Regions from separate parts of the Homo sapiens genome. Here region 2 is linked to region 1. A link is a contact called in ENCODE Hi-C or POLR2A ChIA-PET data. All regions are on one chromosome and are shown on one strand. The core of a region is the stretch at or near the end of the contact, and the rest is flanking DNA. Distances in the headings are between cores, read along the strand shown. Region 1 has its middle 65 kb from the start of LINC01991. Region 2 holds the start of TPRG1-AS1 (TPRG1 antisense RNA 1).

What was found. Hi-C counts contacts between places; a loop is a spot of excess contacts on that map. ChIA-PET counts read pairs that join two places held with the same protein, here RNA polymerase II (POLR2A). Pooled maps may share reads with other maps.
Region 2: a map of gastrocnemius medialis shows a loop between it and region 1 (5-fold over the local background). The contact joins the promoter of TPRG1-AS1 here to the enhancer-like site in region 1. A Hi-C loop is called at or near these places in 7 of 168 maps with a recorded cell type or tissue (MCF 10A, OCI-LY7, PC-3 and 3 more) and 18 of 50 pooled maps. POLR2A ChIA-PET finds 5 or more read pairs at or near these places in 4 of 52 experiments (OCI-LY7, PC-9 and WTC11).

What each region holds. Positions count from the first base shown.
Region 1 is chr3:187,908,440-187,915,073 of GRCh38, reverse strand. No RefSeq gene overlaps it. Among named protein-coding and RNA genes, the nearest start is that of LINC01991, 65 kb to the left of the region's middle. Within about 2 kb of position 1,258, at least 10 of the 41 ENCODE cell types and tissues checked have a DNase peak (open chromatin) inside an H3K27ac peak, as active enhancers do; they include OCI-LY7, PC-3, PC-9 and 1 more, where a contact is called at or near this core.
Region 2 is chr3:188,946,198-188,952,703 of GRCh38, reverse strand. TPRG1-AS1 (TPRG1 antisense RNA 1) reads left to right here and starts at 5,065. Exons shown (of 2, transcript NR_046873.1): 1 at 5,065-5,425.

The DNA.
Region 1 (6,634 bases), core at 9-2,508:
TACCTTCCCCCACTGCTCTGTACTTTGACTTCTCCTTACCCTCGTTCAAGCATTTTTTTCTGACTGTCATAGTCAATCTCCATTTCTCTCTGTTGAAGACACTTCCTCCTTTATAAAGTATTCCTTCCCTCTTCCTTCAACCTTCCAACCTTCATCCACATGGACTGTCCTCTCTGTGCCCCAAATAACTTACCTTAGGCACATTAGCAATCTCTCTTACTAGAGTATAAACTCCTTGAAGACAGGAACCACTTTATCTCTCTCCATATTCTCCTAACAGAGGACTAGGCCTGTAGTGGTGTAAGACAGGCCTTCTTGCATGAATGGAATCTCAGGTCAGTCTCACCTTTATTCTCATAAGAGGGAATGGTGTGTCCTCACTCTTTTCTCCTCCACTGAAAGCTGAATTAGGAATTATTTCTCTCCTGACCTCTGACCTAAATCTATACAGGTCTGTCCTGAAGCCACATCCACAAGATGATGGGGTGAACAAAAATAACCACGGGAGCTGAGTGACATAGCGGAATATTCACGCCTGTCCCGGCCTTCACATGGGCCTGGAAATTTACAGGAATGTATAGCTGTGCTGTTGCTGAGCTGGCTCAAAACCTGTTTTGCTCGAGCCTTCTTCCCTCACCAGATATGTTGGGTATGGTGAGTGTTGCCAATTGGGACAGGAGAACACCCAGCCCAGGCCCAGGTTTTATTTATCCCAGTGCAGCAGGCTTGCAAGTTAAGGATCCACAGACTTTTCAGTCCTTAATATGAACCTGGGAGCGTTTTGAGATATCTCAAGCAGCCAAGCCAAGAAAGCTTTCTGATTCCAACGGCAATAACCAGTTGTGATTTATTGACTATCAGACCCTGGAGCTGGAAGTAACCTTAAAAATCACCTTATGTGATTCTTTTCACAGATAAGGAAACAGATCATATTTGCCTTGCTTTTAAAATGAGGATAGATTGTATTTATTTGCTTAGTAATTCATTCATCCACCTATCCATCCTTTTATCCAATGATCTATTACCAACTCATTCATTAAATATTCACTAAAGCTAGGTGCCCAGCTTGCACTTAGTTCTAGACATAAAAACATAAATAAGATATGGCTTCTGCTCTCTAAGAGTTTATTATACCTACATGCATACACAAACACATAATTATGATTCAATGTGGTATATCCTGATACAAGTGTAAACAAAGCATGTTATGAGCACAGAGAAAGCGGTGACTAATCTGCTGTGCCTGGAAGAGTGAGGGGAGAGGTAACATTCAAACAAAACCTTAAAGGGAGAGAAAGAGTTCTATAAACAAGGAAGGAGGAAAGGGTCAGATTCTGAACAGCATCTCAAAGGCTCAGCCTGAGGGGAGTGTGCAGCTGGCTGGGACTCCTGAAGAGGGCTGTGGTGCAGAGTGCAAGACCTGCACTGTGGCGGGGGTGAAGGTGGTATAGAAGCCTAGCATGAAAATTTCCATAGCTGTGCTGAATGTCTGAGCTTTAGCTTGGGGCTGACAAGGAATCTTAAAAAGTTTTCAGATGGAGCAGTGTCACGTCAAATTTACATTTTGTTAAGACCTCCTTGGCCATAGTAAGAAGAGACAGAGACTGTTGCAATTATCCTAGAAATAAAGTCAGCCAGAGTAAGCTTTCAAACATATGTCAGACCATGTTACCCACTTGCTTATAAGCCTCCATGCCCCATACTGTCTGTCCCCATCACAAATCCCTGTTTTGTTTGTTAAGGTAGTACACATTGCCTTATTAAATCATTTTATTTATTTGTTAGCAAGCTAATTGTCTGTCTCAATCCTAAAGTGAAAGCACCATTAGAGCAAGGGCTATGTGTGTCTTAGTCAACATTGCGTCTCCAGTCCTAGCGCAGCAACTGGGGCATCACTGGCCCCACAGAGAGTTTGGAGAATAATTGCCAAGAACTTGACCTCAGGAGGTGGTAATGGGGAAAGAGAGAAGGTGAGGGAAGATGACCCTCAAAGGCAGAAAACCAGATCCTCTCTTTTCAGACCCACAGCCCACTCAGTGAGTGGACAGTAGCTGTTTTCAATAGACGGAGAATGGGGTGTGTTCTTCACTGACTGAATTTGCTGCTCACATCTGAGAATTTTTATGACAGGCAATCCTGTTTTCTCTCTTGCCCTCTTCACCCTGTGTGTTTCCCACATTATCCGGCTGTTCAATGTAATCTTCCAAGGATCCTCTACTCTGTGCTTCTGTGTTCTAGCCTCAACCCTGCTGCTAACTAGCTGTGGGACAGACAAGCTACTTTCCTCAGGGCTTTGGTTTCCTTAACCGTACAAAGAGAGCGCTCGCCAAGGACCCATACAATGCTTTCTAACTTACATGCTGTGATTCTCAAATTTCCCCAGCGACGGCAAGAGTTCTTCTGTGTTTTCATTTTATAAAGTGTACAATGATTATGCACAAAATCTCACAAAACAATAATTTTTTTATATACCCCTATTGTCCCTCTCAATTTCTAGCCATAAGTGTTTTTACAGTGATAATCAGAGCATGTGTACAATTTTGCATTCCACTCTCATGCTTGCCCATTATTTGTTATATGTCTTTCATTTTGCCACAGAGTCTTCTCATTTATCATTTTAATGGCTACATAATTTTTCATGGAGTTAATATATCATAAATTATTTAACCATTCCTAAATTGTTGGAAATTTGGATTATTTCCAGGTTTTGCTATTTTAAAGCACCTTGACCATATAGGGTTTTTTTTTTCTTTTTTTTTTTTTTTTTTTAAGAGGCGTTTTACTTAGAGTAAATCCCTGGGACTGAGATTATTAGCTGAGTTTTATGACCTTGAAAGGTATTGCCAAACAGCTCTCCAAAGGGATTGTTTCCATTTGCGTTCAGTTTGTGTTCCACACACGAGCATGCCAGTGTCACAGAAAGCTTGCCAACATGTTTTTTTAAAATCAATTTCCTTTATTTTTTTCAAGTTCAACTTGTATGAAGTGGGGCTTTCTGATTGTTGCTGTATCAGGGTTATCATCAGTGAGGCTAAAATTATGATACAGAGCTTGGTAAATAGAAGCACTTAATAATCAGTATTGTTATTATAAAAAGAGGAATCCTAGGAGGATGAAGCATGCTTGTTCTATCCTCAAACCTCTTTCTTTTCTACTCCTGCCTCCATTTCAATTTACTGCAAATAGTTTCTCCTTACCTTCAATGTTGCCTCCAATTAAAGTGCTACCAGTTCTTCTCTATTCTAAGGTAGCAGAGGCTCCTTAAAGTTAGAAGTCTTGGGCCACGCTGTTTCCCCACTGATTGTCCCCTCCTTTCCATATCTCTGTCAAGAGAGGATCCTCAGTAAATATGGGTTGTTCCCAAAGCAGATTCTTATGTTCCTCTGAAGTCCTCCTTTCCAGAGTTGCCTTCTCCTACTTCTCATCTTCCCAAAGACACCCTTTTGTTATTTGAAGATGATGATCATTTCCCCAGTGAACATTTTCTTCTCCAAGTTGAATATCTCTTCTTTTTAAGGCATCCCTTATCCTACTCAAATGTTCATCTTCTCACAGTCCTGGTTGCTGCTCACTGAGTGAGTTCCAGTCTGTAAATTTCTTCCTATAAGTGTTTGGCCCATTCATCTATTAAAATTTAGTAGACATCATCCAAGCAACAAGCAGGAAATGAAGATGAGTAAGACCTTGATCTTGGCCTCCATATGCTCAGAGTCCAGTGGGTCAGAGGGAAGCACAACCCCCCAAGACTTTGGCTCTAGAGACCTCCTAGATAGCAGGCTGATGAGTAAGTCAGGGAACGACACCCACAGGTAAGTCTGATGGTCTCCTTTGATGAACCAAGCCTATCTATGGCTCATTGGTAAAATGATGACTGTCCTACCAAGTGGAAGCTATCATATACCATTTGGCAGAAATGTCATAGCATCCCAGAGCCTGAATTTCTGAGGCTTAAACCAGGAGAAGAGTTCTAAGCAGGATAGGAGATGGCTACTCATCAAGCAGAGCTAATCCAGGGCCATGTTTAAAGATGGAAAGTGAAATACCTAGGCCTCTGCCAAGGTGAGGCTCCTCGCTATTTAAAGAGCTTGCAAAAGTCTAAGGAAAGCCAGTTTCTTAAGTAGGAAGAAAAGGAGTCTGCTATTAACCGGAGAGAAAAAGAATAGAGAAAACTTTGGTTTTGCCCTGCCATTGTTGGGTGACATGGGTTATGTCACTTAGCTACTCTAGAACTTAGTTTATTCATATGTGGGAATGGGCAGGGTTGGACTATTTAGTCTGTAATGTACCATCCAGCTCTCATAATCTATGATCTACCGAACACCAAATTCTGATTAGTCCCTCTTGACTTCTTGAATCCTCCCTCACCCACCCTAGAAAAGCACAAAGAAGAAAGTGACCTCACTGATTACTGCACAGATGTTGGAGAGCCCGCTAGGACTCCATGATCCCTGTAGCGACTATGGTGATCATGCCCAGTTGTGGCTAAAATATGTTGCTGGCAGGATTTGTACTCAGTGTACTGAGCCTGGTGCTGTGGCTGCTGCCTCTTACTTCCTCTCATTAAGGCAAACCACCATCTAATTTTTTGTTTTCCCCACATGTTTTGAGTTTGCTGCTTCCCAGCTCTTGCTATTAGAACAGGCATAATTAATAACTCCTGGCACCTGGAGCAGCCAGATTGGACAATCTGCCTTTTGCTTTCTCGAACTGTCTTATGACCAATCTGAACGTCTGAATTTATATCCTGGACTTAATAAATGGATTGTTTTGTAATCTCCAGAAAGAATCAGAAACTCACCACATTACCAGCAAAAACAAAAAAACAAAAACAAAAAACAAAAAAAAACAAAAAAAAACAATTATTTATAGTTCCTAGTGGAAGTTTTATCCCACCTTTAAGTTAAGAACTGAAAACAAACTGTGGTCTCATCCTTTCTCAAACTTCTGCTGAGAAGATGATTTTGTGGCTTTCTTTGGTCATTGTTTTCCATTCTGGGGTCATCAAGAGTTTATTCCTAAAGTGTAACTCATTCAACTTCTGTGGCAGCCTAGACCTATTTCCTTAGCAGAATTAAAAACAAAGACTCATCATTCTCAGTTTACTTTTCTTGTGATTGGAGAAATTTAAGGATCTTATTAGCATGCTCTATTTTTACCCTAAGCAATCACAATTTCCACCTCAGGGCTCCCACACCCAAACATCTGGCATATCTCATTCTGTCATTTGAAATCTTATTAATTTGCCTATTTCACTTAATTTGTAGAACGAACATGATCATTTAATAATATTCACTGTGCTACTCTATTTTCCTAGTGTTGTGGGGAACACAAATTTGAAGAAAATAAGGTTTCTGGGCCAAGTGCAGTGGTTCATGCCTGTATTCTCAACACTTTTGGAGGCCAAGGCAGGAGGATCACTTGAGGCCAGGAGTTCTAGAGCAGCCTAGGCAGCTTAGTGAGACCCTGTCTCTACCAAAAAAAAAAAAAAAAAATAGCTGAGTATGGTGGTGTCCACTTGTAATGTTAGTTACTTGGGAGGCTGCGATGGGAGAATCAGTTGATCCCAGGAGTCAGAGGCTGCAGTGAACTATGATTGTGCCACTATACTCCAGGATGGGGGACCCTGTCTCAAAAAAAAATTCTGCTTAAGTAGCTTACAATTTATAAACAGAGGTAAATTACTGAATATAATACAGGGTTGAGTTATGCCAAAAGTTGTAACAGTAATATAAACTAGTGCTTCCAGAACTTTTCTGCACATTGAACTGCCTAAGGAGCTTAAGAAAATCGTGACTGCTGTATCCTATTCCCAGAGATTCTGATTTAATTGGTTTGAGGTGTACGCTGGGCTTTCTAAGTTTTAAAAGATCCCCAGATGATTCTAATCTGTACTGGCCTAGTAGACGAACTGGGAGACACACACACACACACATACACACACACATACACACACATACACACACACATACACACACACACAAAGATATTTTAATAGAGAAATTTGAAATGTTTTCATGGAGGAGTAGAGTATAGAATTCTACTTGAGGCCTGGTGTGATGGCTCAAGCCTGTAATCCCAGCACTTTGGGAGGCCCAGGTGGGCAGATCACCAGGTCAGGAAATCAAGACCATCCTAGCCAACATAGTGAAACCCCGTCTCCACTAAAAATACAAAAATTAGCTGGGCTTGGTGGCGTATGCCTGTAGTCCCAGCTACTCAGGAGGCTGAGGCAGGAGAATCGCTTGAACCCGGGAGGAGAAAGAATTCTACTGGAGATTCAGTTTAATAGTGAGGATTAAGTTGCTGGCTTTGCAGTTATAAACTGGAATTTGAACTTCAACTCTGTATCTTAGTGGCTGTGTGTTCTTGGGTGAGTTACCTGCCCTGTCTGAGGAGCAGCCATGAGCAGCAGCACACAGGGTCTGCAGGAGTGCAGAGAATATGGAGAAGGCAATGTGGGGTAAGGGGCAGGGAGGGGGCACATAGCTTTTCCTGCTGAGAAAAGGTGGAGATTTACAAGAGAGCATACTCAGAGGAGACAGAAAAGAAGTGGTGGATGAGGTAGATCTTGAAGAGGAAAGATTGTTCCTAATATCCAGAAAAATCTCTTCTCCCCATCCAGCCCTCTCACCCA
Region 2 (6,506 bases), core at 3,816-6,315, 1.0 Mb before region 1:
TGATTTTTTTTTTACTATATAAGTTCACTGATGAATTTTCCATCTGAAACTTTATATAAAGCAACTTAACAGATGCTATCTTTATAACACCATTATAATAAAGGCTCTTCTATGTACCAATGTTACAGCAAACCTTGGTAAGTGTCGGAGGTGTACTATCAAGTTGTACTTTGAAGATAGAGTTCTGGGGCCTCCAAGCCATGTAGTCCTCATTGATATAAAACTTCCTGAAAATTTAATAGGAAGATACAGACAGATTTGAAATATCTTGAGAAATAGCTAGTTTGCAAGAACCCCTATGCAGTCTTTCGTTTTGTTTTGTCTTGTTTTGTTTTTGAGACAGAGTTTCGCTCTTGTCACCCAGGCTGGAGTGCAAGGGCATGATCTCGGCTCACTGCAACCTCCGCCTCCCGAGTTCAAGCAACTCTCCTGCCTCAGCCTCCCAAGTAGCTGGGATTACAGGTGCCTGCCACTACGCCCAGCTCATTTTTGTATTTTTAGTAGATTCAGGGTTTCGCCATGTTGGCCAGGCTGATCTCAAACTACTGACTTCAGGTGATCCGCCAGCCTCGGCCTCCCAAAGTGCTGGGATTACAGCCGTGAGCCACTGCGCCTGGCCAGTCTTTTCAAATATTAGCTCTCTCAGCTGAACTAGGAAGTAGACAGCAGACACGTCTAGACAGAGGTCGCTGGCCAGGCCCTAAAGTGCAGATGTGCTGTGCTGTGGCCTAAAGAAAGATACCCAGAAAGTTCTTCAGACCTGCTAGAGATCGTGAGGCTGCTCAGGCTTCCTCCCTAAAGAACAAGGTCTCTGGACTTGGCTTTGTGTCTAACAAAGCAGTTACCGCATTCCCACCTCTTCCCCTGACCCAAACACACACACACCCTCCACACACACACGTCAATATGACAAGCTGTTTCCTCATGTTCTTTAGTATAGAATCACAGCATATTAGACCAATTTGCTGTTTAACCCATCTATTTAACAGATGAGAAACTGAAGCTCAGACAGAGGGGAGCTGCCATTTGCTTACAAGGTGACAGACCCCAGCTCCCATTTCTGCCCCTCCATGAAACAGTGTCTCACTGAAACACACTGTGGGTCGTGCCATGCTCCTGCTCAGTCACCTCCACTGATCTCCCATAACCCTCAAGGGAGTCCAAACACCCCAGCCTTGGCATCAGAGCCCTCCACAGAATAGCCTTATTTGGGTTTCCATCCCAGTCTCCATGTTCTTCTTCTTGATTGCTGGCGAGTGATCTCCTCAAAGGTCTCCTGCTCCCACGTAAACAGACCAGACTCATTCGCATCTCCATCTCAACATGGATTCTCCTGCCCATTCCCACGTTCTGAGAGCCTGTTCTCAGTGAACTGGGATGTCCAGAAACGAAGCAAGGTCATAAAATGGCTTCGCATACCCTCCACGTGTGCCTCTTCAGAGCGTCAAAATCACACTATGGCTTATTTTTACTTTTAATAATATTTTTGTGTGTAATTAGCAAGGACTCTGAAAGCCTCAGCCCCCTCCTGTGTGGTAGGAATGGCAAATACGCCCATTTTATAGGGGAGATGAAGGAAGTGAGACCCAGTGCTGAGAAAGGGCATATGATTCATGTTTCAGCAAGCAATGAGTCAGAGGAGGAGACGTCGACCCAGGCTTCCTGATGCTGAAGCTAGAGCTCCATTCACACGGCTGGGCGTATTGCCTCTGTTACTTCCAAATGCTTGATATCTTGTTTAAAAAGTCAACAAACACTCACCCCAACAGGCTGACTTTTGAGTAAGTTTTTTATTATGATGAAAAAGCACAAGAGACCTTATCTTTTCTGACCTCTGAACAGAACCTAGAATGTTAACTACATAGTTTATAATAAAGAAGCTTCAAGCTTTCCAAGTTGTGATCCTCTCCTAAGGCAACTGTGTAAATAGAGGCAATTCTGAAAACTTGGACTGTCAAAGAAATTGGGCAAGTCTGGCTGGGCGCAGTGGCTCATGCCTATAATCCCAGCACTTTGGGAGGTTGAGGCAGGCAGATCACCTGAGGTCAGGAGTTCGAGACCAGCCTGGCCAACATGGTGAAACCCCATCTCTACTAAAAATACAAAAATTAGCCAAGCATGGTGGTGGGCACCTGTACCAGCTACTCGGGAGGCTGAGGCAGGGGAATCACTTGAACCCAGGAGGCAGAGGTTGCAGTGAGCCGAGGTCATGCCACTGCACTCCAGCCTGGGTGACAGAGCAAGACTCTATCTCAAAAACAAAAACAAACAAACAAACAAACAAAAAAAGAAATTGGGCAAGGCCAAAAGTCCAGTTGAGGCTGGAAATGATATATCGCACCAGCTGTGTTCTGACCTTCTCTAGTGTCTGATACCTATTTCCAATATCCAGTGGCTGTTCTACTGTTTAGGGGCTGAGAAGAAGGGGTAGGATTGTGGTAAGTGATTTCTCTTGTTGGGTCAGAGCATTTTGAAATCCTGGAAAGGCTTGTCAAAAAGAAAGTGGTCATAGGTCATTCTGCAGTCCTTGAGAGAAGAGGAACAAATGGTAGCCTGCCTCCAGAAAAGGAGTGAAAAGGGTAGGGCTGAGAGCCCCAGTGACCTGGGTATAAAAGATCCTTTAAATGCCCTTTAAGGTACTTTGCCACATTTACTGAGCCCCTGCTAATGTACCATGTACTTGGATAGAGACCCTCAGTAAGGTGACTGTATAATTTATCATCCAAACCCAAAAACTTCAAGGTGAAGGAGGGACCTATTAATAACTAATTATACCAAGACAGAGTCATAAACTGAGATGGCAAATCAGGATGTATTATGATGTACCTTATGATGTACCTTAGCCATAAGGTACATTTTATATTATACCAAGACAAAGTCATAAACTGAGATGGCAAACCAGGATGTATTTATGATGTATTATGATATACCTTAGCCATCAGTATTGAGATCAACAGCAGAGTTTGTATCCACAGAGAAATCTCTATGGCATAAGAGGGATCTAGCAAGCACAAAAATGGCATAACCCAAGGCTGGCTGGGTGTACTGAGACTGAAAGAGAAAGAAGTGACATCTAAATAGAGGAGATGGCATTGAAGCTGGGTTTTGAGGGATGTGAAAGATTTGAATGTGTGGCAGAGATAGGCCAAATAGAGGCCATCAAATTCTGATGAGTTTAAAAAATTTTTTAAGACATCTCAGCCAAGGCCCAAGTGGCAGGAAAGCAGGAGGCGTCCATGGAGCACCGCGACCAGCCAGAACCCATCTGATGTGGCTGCCATGGAAGGAGTGGTAAGACCAACGAGAGATGAGGCAGGAAGGGTGCTGATGCCAGGCTGGGCTTGGTTCTAATTTCCTAGAGAGCACCAGGAGCGAGCTTTCCTCCTCTTATCAGCATGGCTGCACAAATCTCCATTCTCCTCATCCTGGACTTTTGTTGAGACTGCTCAGACCCACATCTCGTGGGCTGCTGCTAGTCTTACCAGGCTGACTGTCTTCCCTCCAACAAGGAAGGGAGTCTCATTTGAGGAACTGCACAACCTCTTCTGGTTTCTGTACCGGTCACTTTCTCTCTCTAGCCACTGGAGAAGTGGGTTGGAGCATTAGGGGGAAGTGTCTGTTTGGCAACCTCACAGGGCTAGAAAACTTGAAGAGGGTGGATTTTAGGGGCTATCCCCTTGAAAACATTCAAACGTTTGAATCTTTCTGGTGAGACCACTTGTATTCCTATTTTCCAGGAGTACACACAAGGCCAGAGGCACTTTGGACCTCAGGGCTTTCAGAGGGGTGAAAGACAAGGCGGTCAGGGAAAGACTTTCTCATTTGGCCTCACTGTTTTGTGATGTATGTCAGGAAGGTGTTATTGTGGTGAACAATGGAGAAGAAGGGAATTTAAAAGCAGAGAAATGAGTGACTCACCCAAGGTCACATAGCAAGTAACAGAGCTGCAAGCGGCTTGAATGCAAATCCCCTGGACCCAGGCCATGTATTCATGAACCTACCTCAAAGCCTGCTCTCAGAAAGAAGTGGAAGAGGGAGAGGAGGAAGACAAGAAAGAAGAAAGAGGAGGGGGAGGAAAAAGAGGGAGAGAAGCAGAGGAGGGGAGAGACAGCAGAGCCCTTCACTGTAGGTGAAGGACCTGGAACCTTCTCCTTTCACCCCTACTCACCCCCACTCCCTTAACTCCTCCTGGACCCAAGAAAATGTGTCCAAGGCTGTGCGGTAGGGAACGGCTGCTGGGTAACTTCTTTGCTGAGGCGCAAGCATGGCCCTGCGGGGTTGCTGAGCCTTTCAAAGGTCACTTGTAAACTCTGATGTGGCGCAGGGGCTGGCCCGGAGGGGCTGGGGCCTGGGCCAGGACGAGAGGACGGGCCTGCCTTTGGTGCCTAGAAATCAAAGCAGTCAACCTTGGGCTTTTTCTTCCCCCTCACACTGAGGCACTTTTATTGGCGAGATGAAGGGAGGCAGAGCGGGCCTTACAGTCCTCGCTTTGCTTTTGGAGGTTAATGACCCAGTTAGCAGCTCTTGGCTGCGTTTCCGACATTTTGCAGACATCAAGCCCCGCGTCTCTGCCAAGTACATTCTGTTCCCTGGAGCACATCCAGTGCATCTCAGATTACTATGTAATGCGACAAAGAGGGAGAGGTGGCTGGGAGGGGCATCGGGGAGCGGGGCGGGGAGGGGAGAGGGCGGGACGCAGGAGCGTGCGGGGAGGAGAGGAGGATGCCACTCTAAATATAGCTGCCCTCCTGGAATGCATCTTTCAAGGTGCTTATTTACTGCACAAGAGTGATCCCAGAGTGAGGGTACGATTGGGCCCTGTCGTCCAGGAATCCTGGAGCGCCGAGAGCGAAGCCCAGAACCAGGGCGAGGACAGACAGTGGGGGTGGGGAGGAGGCTGCAGGAGGCTCCTGGCTGGGAAGGGCTGGGAAGGTGGAATTCGAAGGGGGCGGGGCTAGGAGGTGGTGGCCCCGCCCACAAGGCCGCCGCCCCGCTTTGCAGCTCGAGCCTGAGCTGCAGCCTGCGCGCTAATTATAGACGTGAATGGAAAGCGGCCGCTTCTGAATGATCGCGTTGCTCGAGCTGCCGTTGGAAGCTTAGAAGCAGGTGCTACCGTGCTAGATACAAAGCGATCTATTTAAAAGCCCTCTGTCACGCACGCACACTTACTGACGAATCCTCTGGCTCTCTCCTACCACCGCCCGGTGGCGGATTCCGGAATTGGTTCAAAAGGCCTTGATCCCGAACACCCAGGACAGAGACAGAGTACTTTTCCTACCTCTTTCGCCTGCATCCTTAGAAAACTCCCGTGGATGAGAAGATCCCCAGGCCTTTACAAGCTGTTGTTTTACAAAAGGAGAAACTGAGGCAGGAAGAGGCGGTGGATGTGCACCAGAGCACGTGGTGCGTCGGTGCAATAGCTGAGGTAAACTTCTGGTCTCCTGACAGCCTCTCCATTTGCCTTACCGGGTTGGAACCTGAAGCAAGTCTCACTTTAACGCCGTTAATTTCCAGGCATGGATCTTTAGCCAATGATGAGCATCCTCCTCCTTTCCTGGTTCAGCGCCTGCTCCCTCCAGTCCCCACCCCCACCCCACTCCCACACGGAAAACTTGCTAATGCTGGCTGATTCTCATTGCTGGGTTTACTAGTTCAGGCCTGGAAACTGGGTAACCTCAATAACTATGACCATTTCAGTATGTGTGAGTCAATCTAATGTGCCCTCCCTCAGCATAATCCTGTCACGAGGAACGACGCAGGGGGCAAAACCTAGACTTTTCTTTCCCATCAGCATCTTGGCTGCACCTAGTGCTCACAGCCAAGTGTGTTAATGCACATGATGGCCTAATCCAGTCCATACGAGCACAGTGAAAATTCTTATGCCCATTTTATGGAATCCCTGTAGAAATGGAGTCTTGGAGGGAGGAAGTGACTTGCTCACAGTCATCTGCTGATGAGTGGTCGACTTGAGAGCCAAAACCAAGTTCTCTACCCTCGATGTGGGCTATGTCCAGTATTCATGCTTTGGCCTGCAAGGGGGAGCAGCAATCCACTTAGTAATAAAGAGGGATAAACCTACGTTCCCTCAGACACCTGGAGTGTCCTGAGGATCTCCACTCTGACCATTGGCCTTTTCTGCCTGTGGGTCTGGGGCCACTCCCACGCTAATCCACAGTATTAAACTGGGCATGGAGAGCTGCTGTCTTCTCTAGAAACCGAAATCTCCAAGTCCAGTAACTACATTCAGCTTCCAATAACAAGGCCAATCCTACTTACCACCTGGACCCATCTATGTCTCCCCACCTTTGCTGACTGCTTTGGACTTAACTCTGCCTGTGTCTCTCTTGGCTATTCCTGTAACCTCAAGATCTCCACCAGGGCAGATGGATAAAGAGGCAGCATCCAGTAACATGCTGAAAAAAGAAGGGAGAGGGAATAGGTGTGGATGATAGAATATTTTAGTTGTTTTTTATTTACCTCTTGGAAGCAAAGACTGTATCTTAGTC